Regions from separate parts of the Homo sapiens genome. Here region 1 is linked to region 2. The links are chromatin loops, found by intact Hi-C in ENCODE. Cell type or tissue: prostate gland. All regions are shown on one strand. Links, peaks and the distances in the headings refer to the core of each region. The heading gives the core; the rest is flanking DNA. Region 1 overlaps NRP2 (neuropilin 2). Region 2 has its middle 160 kb from the start of INO80D-AS1.

Region 1 (5,377 bases), core at 226-5,225, 160 kb before region 2:
GTGAGTGCTCTCTCTCTCTCACCAGCTCCCGGAATGGAGTTCTGTTATCTCTGCCCCACAGAGCAGGAGACTGAGGCACAGATGGGTATGTTCAGCCGTGGTTGCAACTTGGGTAGGAGTAGACACACTGTGGAAGAGGTGACTGAGAACCAGCCAAAGCATTAACCTTCTCCTCCCCAGACGAGGAGCAGCAACAGATGGCTGGTGCAGCAGCCAACTGCTCACCCAGCTTGCCAGAGGACATGTGCTAGTTTGCAGAGAGGAACCTGGGGAGGGCGAGCATGAGAAATGACTGAAGACCACAGAGCCGAGGGGCTTCTGTGTACAGCCTGCAGTCCCTGTCCCTTGAGGTTGCAAGGCATCCTGAGACCTTCCCCACCCCCATCTGGGTTCCCACTTACTCACCTGAGTGTGTTGTATTGTAACTACCTGTTTGCATTTGTGTCTCAGCCATTAGATGGGTGAGCTTCTCTGGGCAGAGATCTTGTCTTACTAGGTTTTGTTACTATCCTTATGTCCAGGGCATAGTAGGTGCTCAGTAAATGGCTGGTGAAAAAACAAATTCTTTTCCTCCTAGTTGTAATAATGAAGCCCTAAGGCAACTTATAATAAGGAGCACAAATCAAAACCTATGTGCTGTATTTCTCACATTACCCCCACCTACTTGTGTCTTCTGAGTTTTCAAATACCTGGATTGGGCATTTGAAAGATTTATGAGACAGGAACCTCGAAAATAGTGAGGGAAGTTTCAACCCCCCTTTCAATAGTCTCTGATTATGGCCCTTTTAATCAATACATTCTAGTTACTGGACAACAATATCCACCCCCTTGTTATATTTTCTTATCCCCTTAAATATGCGTTTGATTTGAACAAACTCATTTTGAATTAAGATTTCAAGAGCTGTAGCCATGTGGTCAACAGATGTGTACCAGGTGCAATAACACACACACACACACACATACACACACACGCTTTAAGCTGCAGCTAACAGAAACTTGGAAATCCTTGCACCGTTTGGACTAGGAGACTCAGTTAACCATGGCTCTTATTCTTCCGGCTTCTAGATTGTGTTCGAGGGAGTGATAGGGAAAGGACGTTCCGGAGAGATTGCCATTGATGACATTCGGATAAGCACTGATGTCCCACTGGAGAACTGCATGGGTATGTGAATATCTGTCTCTTCATGGTTCTTTCAAATAAGACCCCAAGGGCTGGGATAAGCAAGAGGAGGCAGGACACCATTTTCCAATGCAGTCGTTACCCAGTGGGTGGGGCAGCCACAGTCTCTGCAAGGTAAGGTGTGGGTGTAGTTGTGTCTTAGGCTGGGTTCAGGGTGGGAAGGGGTGTGAGGTAAGGGGACGGCTTATATCCCTGTTCCCAATCAGAAATAGACATGCACTAAGTACATAGAGGTTCAGGGTGCCAAGACCCCCTCAGCAAACCCCAGCTTTTAGCAAAGAAAATGCTAGAGGACGAGAGCAACTGCCAGTCAAAATTATATGCTGGAAAGGTTTGATGGATTTAATGGAAGCCTTCACTGGTGAGCAAAAATAGTACATATGTTATGTAAGAGTGATAACACAATTACCTGAGTAGTTATTTTACATGAATGAATTGCAGAGCAAACTGTGGCATTTGAAGTAAGATTTCAGATTTTTCTTTAAAACGAATACCTCTAATGCCCAAGATCCCAAAGTTGTTGTAGGATTAAACATTGCAGGCCAGGTGACTGGCACGAGAAGGATATCATAACCATCATCTTGGTCAAAAGCACCTGAACAGCCAGTCCACCTGAGAGGCACGCATTTTCTTCAGGGTCTCCTGCTGCAGATGAGGTCACCCTGGCTGTGTCCCATCAGAGCCATGGACATTTCCCAAACCAAGAAAGGAACCCTGAGAAGGCATGAGGGTTGCTTTCAGTCAGCAGAGTGGCTGCAGTAACTCACCAACTGCCTTTCTTGGCACACGACCCCTGGTGTGTGTGTGCTTGATGATGTCAGAAGCACCTGGGACCACCCCAGTCCCTCCGGGCAACTCTCAGGCCCCAGGCATCTAAAAGTAATCCAGGCTCTGAGAAAGTAATCAGCAGTAAGTAACTGATTACAATACTTTAGGGACCCATTTCTTGATGAAGGACTTTTTGTTCCAAAGCAACTTTGAGAATCCCCCCTCCTCCGCCATCACCACCCCATGATGATGATGTGTTAGAGCCAGCCTAGAACATGTGGAAGATGGGGGGCCCTCTCCATGGAGTGGTACAAAAAAACCGAGTGCAGTCATGTTTATCATCATATTCATCCAATTATTCACTCTATGTTCACCCAATTGTTTCTTGCCTTTAACTAAGTCCAATTTTTTGTTTGTTTTTTTCAGAACCCATCTCGGCTTTTGCAGGTGAGAATTTTAAAGGTAAAAAAAAATTTTTTTTTTGCATGCTTTTTCCTTCCCCCATGTGATGTGAATTTGATGGGGGGAATCAACCTCCAAATTTGTCAAATCTCGCAAGAGAAAAGAGACGCCACACCTTCCTGCCGCTAGATGGCACTAGCAACACCTGTAGATGCGGGAAGGGGATTGAGAGCCTCACTGTCTCTTGTTTAATTAAAGTTTAGAAACCTATTAATAGAGACAAATAGGTTACAGATAAACCTTTCAGCCTTGCATTGTCCAACGGGGAGCAATGAGGCTGAAAATGCAGGGGTGGTGAGAAAGGAGAGACTGTGGGAAGACTGAACCAAAAAAAAAAAAAAATCAGTATAAATTAAAAGTGAAATGAGGTGGCAATGATTTATTTTAGCCTGAAGATGGTTTCTTTCCAGTTCCAGGGTACCAAGGCAGCGGTTTCAGTTAACCACAGAGCCGAGGGGCTTCTGTGTACAGCCTGCAGTCAGTACCTGCAGTCACCATACCTCAGTGAGGTACGGTGGCAGGCTGCTTGTAAGAGAAGGAAGTTAGGAAAGAGACACAGAAGTGGTGGCCTCAGGAGAAAGAGTTGCCACATTTAGGACCCGGTGTCCAGTCAAGGGAATAAGGAGGTGCATTCGATGACTGGAGCTAGAGCACTTTAAATGCAGGACTGAAAATCAGAAAGGACGTGTTCTCCCCCGAGAAAGCAGAGAGAGCAGAGCAAAGTGAGAAGAATTGGGGATGCTTGCCTCATCCAGGTTATAAAAAAAAAAAAAGGCCTCCAGCCTTGGGTGATGGCAATGTTGTTTGTGCTGTTACAATGCAGCAGATTTTACATTTTGCCCTCTTTGCAAACCTATTAGCGGACACTGCTGAAGTTCCCACACCGGTTTCTAATGCCAAACATTTAGGAGCCACTCTAAATGCGTCACTGCAGTTGGCCTGAGTGTAAAAGCACACACAAAAACACCCTCACCAAATGATGGGGGTTCTTCATGACCTGTTTGATGCCAGCAATTGTGAGGATTGCTGTGCCCTCTTTGTACTGGCTGGGCTTACCCCTACAAGTGGCAGCATTGCAGAGATAAGGGCAGCCATTTTTATATCTGCCGTCTAGACTCGTTATCTTCACTCTCATTAATCTGTCCAGCTCTGGGCTAGAAAGAGATGAATTCCTGGTTTGCCACCTAGATATGCTCCCTGACTCCAAATCATCTCACCCAATTTGCCACTCATCAGCTCTAAGACAGCCAGTGAGGAACAAAGCTGCAGACGACAGGGGAATGACAGACCGACATAGAATATATTGCCTTTCTTACCCTTCCTCGTGTCCCTGAACCCCATGCCCACTCCCTGTACCACAGTTCTAAAAGTATTAAGAGTATTCATGTGCATACACTGGTGCTCTCTGGGGGTGAGGTTTATGTTAATGTAAATCCAAAGTATTGGAGGAAAGCTGAGAGCCAAACTGAACGACTTTGGATTACAGTCGAATTCGAGTTCTAACCTTCAGGACCCAAGGTAATGCTTATGTTGGTGAAGTGAAAGCTGTGGATGTTGTTTCGCCTGACTCTCTTTGGGTTGTGGAGACTCACAGCTCCCAGAAAGGCTGGGTAAAGACGTGCCAGCAGCTGCTGCAGACACTGTTCTGTGTGCACACCGTGTCGGGCCATGACTGACAAGTACAGTGGCTAAGTGCTAAGTGCTTCACTTCCGTAAGAGAATAAGCAGACCAGGGCACGTACACTCTCCTTGAAACTGTGCTTACCATGAGGCTTCACAGGCCAGTCATGCTCTCTTGTAAAAAATATATACATAAAATCTCATCTGAGCAGCAGTGCTCATTTAGCCAAAATAAACACAGGGCTTAGTAACTTGAAGGTAAGAATTTCCAGGGTGCTCCTGGTGGGCCGCTTTGAGGCTAAGCAAAGGCAGTGCACAAGTTGCATGGATTAGGCCATGGCTTTCGTCCTGGAGGATGGCAAGCATCTTTGGGAAGAAGAAACCAAGGCTTGGGGAGCAGAGACTTGGCCAATGGACACAGTAAAGAGCAGAATCTGAATTGGGAATGGAGAATTTCATTCACCTTGGCACGTTTTACATGGAGATCTGAGTTGGTAACCAGATGAACCTAGTGCCATGGGTCTCTTCTTTCTGGCTGAGACCTGTTTGACCACAGCATGCAACTCTGCCTTGAGCAAACTTTTCTGTTTGAGAGAGGAGAGGACTGTGTGTTCCATCTAACCTAGTGACTCATATACTATTCCTCTTATGGTCAGGACAGCAGGAGTCCTCTCTTGATCCGGGCATAAAATCAGCCTTTTCACTCAAAAAATGGAAACAGAGAAATCAGGGGGCAGGCAAGGTATGGAAAGTTGATGTTGAAACACTGCCAACCATAGGCATTTACATTGTTATACATTTTTCAAATTAGAGTGTTTTTCTTTTCCCTTATAAATTAATCATGCAACAAAGGTAATCTCATTCTTTGGGAGCAATCACTGTACAGGTAAATCTTTAGTGAAATACAATAAAAGTGGCCTTTGGACCTGGAGTTATTAGATGGTCGCAATCTTTTATATTTGGAAGTATCTTTCATTTTCCGCCTCTTACTGATTTCTTGCCATGCAATATTATTTTAAATTTAAATCATCCTGTGTTTTCTGCTGTGTGTGTGTATATACATACATACACACACACACACACACACACACACACACACACAGACACATTGTGTGCCAGGATGTGAGTCAGTAATGAAGAAAAGCCTGGAAGAAAAAGAGATCTGTGTTGAGAAGGGAGAAAGAGAAGAAAGAATGAATAAACTGTGTTGTCATGTGATTTTTTAAAAAGACCCTTTTTTGTGGTTGTTATGAGTCACATTTTAAACAATGTAGCCTGGGTGTGCATTCTTTTCTTTTCTTTTTTAAAGCAGTGGCTATAAACATGGTGCCGTCATGTATCTTTTTC
Region 2 (5,377 bases), core at 249-5,248:
GGGAATGCTCTCTGCCCCCACATCATCCATCATATGATGCTGCACGTTTTCTGAGACCACCAACTGTGTATGAGTGTGGAATTTTTCCCTCAAGGAAAGTGGCTGAAACTCAGTCACATGAGACTCCTATAACTGTGCTGGACAGAGCTGAGGAAAGATGGAAAGACACTCTGGGGAATGCTCTGCCTGGTGGGAGGGAAGGCGAGATGACCCAAGGGTGCTGAGCTCTTCAAGCCTCACATCTCTGATTCCATACACAGCATCCTGGAAGGGACACATCTCACCCAGCAGGTACACCATGGAAGGCATCCAAGGTCCCATGGGCCTTGGGGACCGGGCACCACTTTAAGGCATGTCTGGCTCCTCACCAGCATGGCGGGCCCTGCTGACTGAGGCATAGGGAGGCCACACGGGCTTCTGCCTGGCACAGCCAGGACCACCCTAGGCACCAGGATGCTCAGAGCCCACCCCTTGGCATGCTGCCCAAGCTGATGGATTGCATCCTGTCAGGATATTGATCCTGATGAACTAGGAGACCCTTGGCTATGATTAAATGAACCTGAGCATAAAAAAAGTCATGAGCTATAGATGATACCCTGCCACTTGGGAGACATTGCCAGAAAATCAACTCCAAACAGCTCTAATGGAATGTGATCGAGACTTTAAGCATCTAGGGAGCGGGGTGAGAGGAAGTTCTTCACAGCCAGAGATGCCTTCCAGAGTCTGGAAGGCCCATTCACTCGGCCTGCAAACCCTGAGTCTGTGTGCCTACGGGCAGTGCTTGAGTCCTTCCAGACCCAAGGCTGAGCCCGAAGAAACGGAAGGGCCCCTCAATAGCTTCCAGCCATGGGAAAGACTTGTGCAGAAGTGGATAGGGAGGTGGATAATGTGGCATGGCTCTTCGGTGGGATCTGAAAACCTGAATGAAGCTGCATCAATGCAGTTTTCAGGATGTGTCTTCACTGAGGGCAGGTTCTGCGTCTAACTCACCTTTCTCTTCCCCACATCAGATATTCCACCCGACAACACGCTTCCATTCTCACTGAACCCAGTGAAGCTAGTGGGCAGAGTCCAGTGCCCTCAGTCACTCAGTGTGCCTCCAGCTGACACCCCTGAGCATGTACTGTGTGCCAGGAAGACCTCGGAGCTCTGCCCTATGGAGCCCCCATGCTGGGAGGAAGAACAGGGAAAACACAGCGAGGCCACGGCTAGGAAAGTTACAATGCAGCGTGATGGACACAACGACAGAAGAGCCCCACTCCACACCCAGGCAGGGAGAGAGGTCAGCTGAGGAAGATTCTTGGGGGCCCAGTTGTGATTCTAGGAGAAGAGAGCGAGCTCCTGGGCCTGGGGGAGCGGGATGACAGCCACAGGGGTTAGAGCTTATAAGACTTGTGATTGGTTTTCTTCACAAAAATCACAACAGGATGAGAAGCAGAGGAGTGACACCATCACATCCACATTTAGCAAGTTCTTTTTTTTTTTTTTTAGATTGAGTCTTGCTCTGTCACCCAGACTGGAGTGCAGTGGTGTGATCTCTTCTCACTGCAACTTCTGCCTCCCAGCTCAAGTGATTCTCCTGCCCCAGCCTCCCGAGTAGCTGGGATTACAGGTGCATGCCACCACACCCAGCTGATTTAGCAAGTTCTTTCTGACTGCATTTGGGGACGGGATGGAAGGATGGCAGAGGGAGGAGCCTGGAGGCAAGGAAAGCAGGTGGGGGGTGCCCACCTGGGGGGCTGTGGGGAGGTGGGGAAGGGGTACAGATGGAAAGCTCTGTATTGACTGTATTCCCTACTGGCTGTGAGGAATAAAGGAGGAGAAGGAGGCAAGGGTGGCGCCCTGGGTCTGCCTTGGAAGCCTGGTAGCAAATGGTATCATGGGTGAGGTAGGAAATTCAGGAGCAGGGCAATGGAGAAGAAAACTGCACCAACTCAGGTCAGAGCATGCTGAGCTTGAAATACTCCCGGGAGGACTCTGTGGAATGGCGCCGTGGGCGGCTGACCTCTGGATCCAGAGCCCTGGACAGAGGCGGGAAGTGGGCCGGGATCTAGGAACCAGCAGGGGAAGCTGACACCTGGTAGTCAATGTTCTCCAGAGAAAGCACACGGGGTTATTTAAAACAAGCACCACAGCAAAAGAATAAATTGGTATGGCTAAAACCCAGGAAACACCCACGTTTAAGAAAAAGTAGAAAGGGAAAAAAAATCCACAAAGGAGACGTTTTAAAAGCCTGAGAAAGAGAATAAAAACCAGGAGAGACTGATGGCATGAAAACAAAGGGGGCCGGGCGCGGTGGCTCACGCCTGTAATCCTAGCACTTTGGGAGCCCGAGGCGAACGGATCGCTTGAGCCCAGGAGTTTGAGATCAGCCTGTGCAACATGATGAAACCCCATCTCTACCAAAAATACAAAAATTTGCTAGTTGGTAGGCCACTTGGGAGGCTGAGGTGGGACGATCGCTGGAGCCCAGGAGGTCAAGGCTGCAGTGAGCCGTGATCACACCACTGCACTCCAGCCTGGGCGGCAGAATGTAAGACCCTGTTGAAAAGAGAGAGAGACCTCAAGGACATTGAGTCTGATTTGATCTTCACAGCAGCGTTATCGTTCCCATTTTACAGAGAAAAGCTGAGGTCCAGAGAGCCAAGGAGATTAAGCAACCTGCACACTCTCTTACTTTAGAAAACAGGCTCACGTCATCTTCCCATAGCTGCCTCCCACGGGCTCTTAAGTAAGTCCCTTCCTTCCCTTCCTTCCTTCCCTTCCTTCCCTTTCTTTCTTTCTTTCATAGAAACCTCCTCTTCGTGGTAAAAATAAGTAACCGGGATAGAGTATTCCACACTAATGTTAAGAAATGAACTGAAGAGATTTCAGGCCTTGGGGGAAGACCAACATTTGTTTAAATCCTTCAGGCCAGCCCCAGCCCATGCCCTCCACAATCCTGGAGGCTCATCCCTGACAGGTCTACAGGGGTGAGAGTCTGAGAGAAGGGTGGAAACACGGTAGCCCGAGAGACACCCAGAGGGCTGTGTGGGCTACGCGACTTCCCGCGTGGGTGGAGGGGTCGGGCAGGGTCCCTCCCGGTCCGGGGCCGCTTCTCGAGACAGCCGGGCATCCTCCCTCCCGTGAGCGAGCCTGGAGCGCCACCTAGTGCCCGCCAGCAACATGAACACACGCCAAGGAGCGCTGCCAGCGACAGGAGCTGGGCTCCCGGTGTTTGCTCCGTGGTGCTTCTGTCCGAGAGACCCTGGAACATTCTCAAGTTGTGCGTCTCTCAAATCTTCAGTCTAGTGTGGCCAGTTCCGATGATCTGAAAGGTTTTCCAAAGAGATCTTCTGTGGCCTGAGCACCGGGAATGAGGACAACAGCGGGGAAAAATAACAACTACAAGAGTGACCAAAACCCTTAAAAGGCTGAGACAGATGGACAGCCCTGGAAGAGAAACCCAGTGTCTCAGGGAGAGCTAATAAAAAACTTAAAGAGAAGCAAACATCAACCTTGAAAGCAGCCGCCTTAAGCATTAATACCAGACATGCTGAGTGATATATCCGATGGACAAAATTATTTTCCCATGAAAAAAGGGAGAAGCGAGAGGAAAGGAAAGGGAAAAGACATATGCATGTCCATGAGGGAGTTTTTAAAGGGTAATAACAATACAGAAAGAGAAAAGTGCATGGTCCTTTGTAGAAATGGGGATGGGGCTGCTTGATTTAGGATTCACCTGATGTGGGAATGATGGAATTTCGCTCTGCACCCGGCATAAGAGTAAATCAGTCCTGAAATGTACCAGAGAAACCAACAAACACAACATTACCTTCTCCTGCATCTCTCATGGAAAGTGTCCCGAAGAGGCTCAGCAGAATGGAATTGAGCTGAGCTGCGATGAGAAGGCATATACACTATAAAGAAACATTCTATATAGAAGCAATCAATCCAAGGTGATTCATGCAATCAGCCAGTCAGAGGTGTAAATCCCACGGGGTGCATGAGGTATGCCACAGCCTGGATGCCTATTTTCTGGGGGCAATGAATGAATGGATTTCTCCCTCCTTCCCAGGCTCCAGTGCTTTTAGCAATTGGCACTGTGGCAGGATTTATACCATGGTTCTTGTAAATTGTACCTTCTCTCTCTCCTTTTCAAAGATTTCTTTCAATAAAATGCAGATGGAATTGTTGGAGAGCTGCTTTTCATGTGTTTATAGGTTACTTCTGCTCGGTTGCTTGTGCAGGTGCGTGTCTCTAGGCCTCTTTGTTTTTTATTTTCTCTGCCTATTAGGGAAATGGAAACATATGGATTCCTTGTTTGGGCCCAGCGGACCTTATAGAATAGGATCCCTGTTGCCTTCCTCACACATCTTCCTGTAATCACATGTCTCTGAATTAGCCTCTTAATCTCCCAGTGGAAAAGCCGTAATACAGGGAAATACAATAAAATGCATATGCATTCTGAATGCCAAAGCATTTACAAAGTAGATGGGAATGTGGTCATTTATACAACTGTGTAAGGACAGTCTTAGCTGGCATTGGTTACAATATGAATAAAGAAGTAGACATTCAAAATGGCAGACATATCTGGTGGTCCAGCAAGCTAATATTTTCAAGTCTAGCTAGGAGAAAAGAAAAAATAGTACTGAAGTGCAAAGAAACTGGAGGCTTGGATTTGGATCTGAAACTCCAACATAATCATTTCCAGGTTACATGAGCAGTTTAATGCAGAGATTTCATGACTTTTCTTCACCTGGAAGATGAAGAATCTAGAAACATATGTGGAGTGTTCTCAGAAATGCATAGAAACAAATGGTGAAGGCCTGCTATAGGTAATATCCCCATGTTTTAATTCCCATTGTAAATAAAGATCCCATTTACTGAAGGCGGCATATGTTTTATTAATATGCCCCACTACGGCCCTTTAGGAAGAGGCAATAAGCAAATGTTCACCCAAGAGGCTGTCCACCATCCCCAGCAGAGTGCTTATTAAGACTAATAGGAACATACAGCATCTATGTTGCGAAAATTTCAGGAAAAGAAAAGCCCTCAGCTAGAGATGGTTGTTTTGCAGTCCTTCTTCCAAATCACTATAAGGACAGCCTGGCCTCATCAGGAAGGTGAGGAGGTAAAGCGCACAGACGACCATCTCCACCATGCCTGGACAAAAAGACAGATGTATCCTGTGAGGTCTCAAGCTGGCAGTGTTATGCGATTGGGAAGCCCCAAATGATGTACAGAGGTTCAGACCAAGATGCGGCTCAGTCCCCCTGTGCTTCTCTGAACCTTTTGGAAACACTGCCAAAGTGGCAGGTGATGAAGTCACACTCTGGAGCCCTGACAACAATGGCCCCTGACCATCTTCCTGATACGATGGGTGGGAAACCTGCTC

Evidence for each region. Peaks named below come from ENCODE experiments on the same cell type or tissue, not always from the same donor. Only the 100,000 strongest peaks of a DNase experiment are listed, where the experiment ranks them.
Region 1: it touches region 2 in a loop (4-fold over the local background); 76 of 110 quality-filtered maps call a loop at or near these places.

Annotation. Positions count from the first base shown.
Region 1 is chr2:205,764,409-205,769,785 of GRCh38, forward strand. It overlaps NRP2 (neuropilin 2), which reads left to right. Exons shown (of 17, transcript NM_003872.3): 14 at 1,066-1,162; 15 at 2,375-2,395. Among named protein-coding and RNA genes, the nearest start is that of NRP2, 85 kb to the left of the region's middle. In prostate gland, for the core only: a CTCF peak has its summit at 2,539 (motif pointing right); DNase peaks (open chromatin) are centred at 2,543, 4,162 and 4,589; H3K27ac peaks cover 2,445 bases.
Region 2 is chr2:205,922,871-205,928,247 of GRCh38, forward strand. No RefSeq gene overlaps it. Among named protein-coding and RNA genes, the nearest start is that of INO80D-AS1, 160 kb to the right of the region's middle. In prostate gland, for the core only: a CTCF peak has its summit at 3,136 (motif pointing left); a DNase peak (open chromatin) is centred at 3,151; H3K27ac peaks cover 389 bases.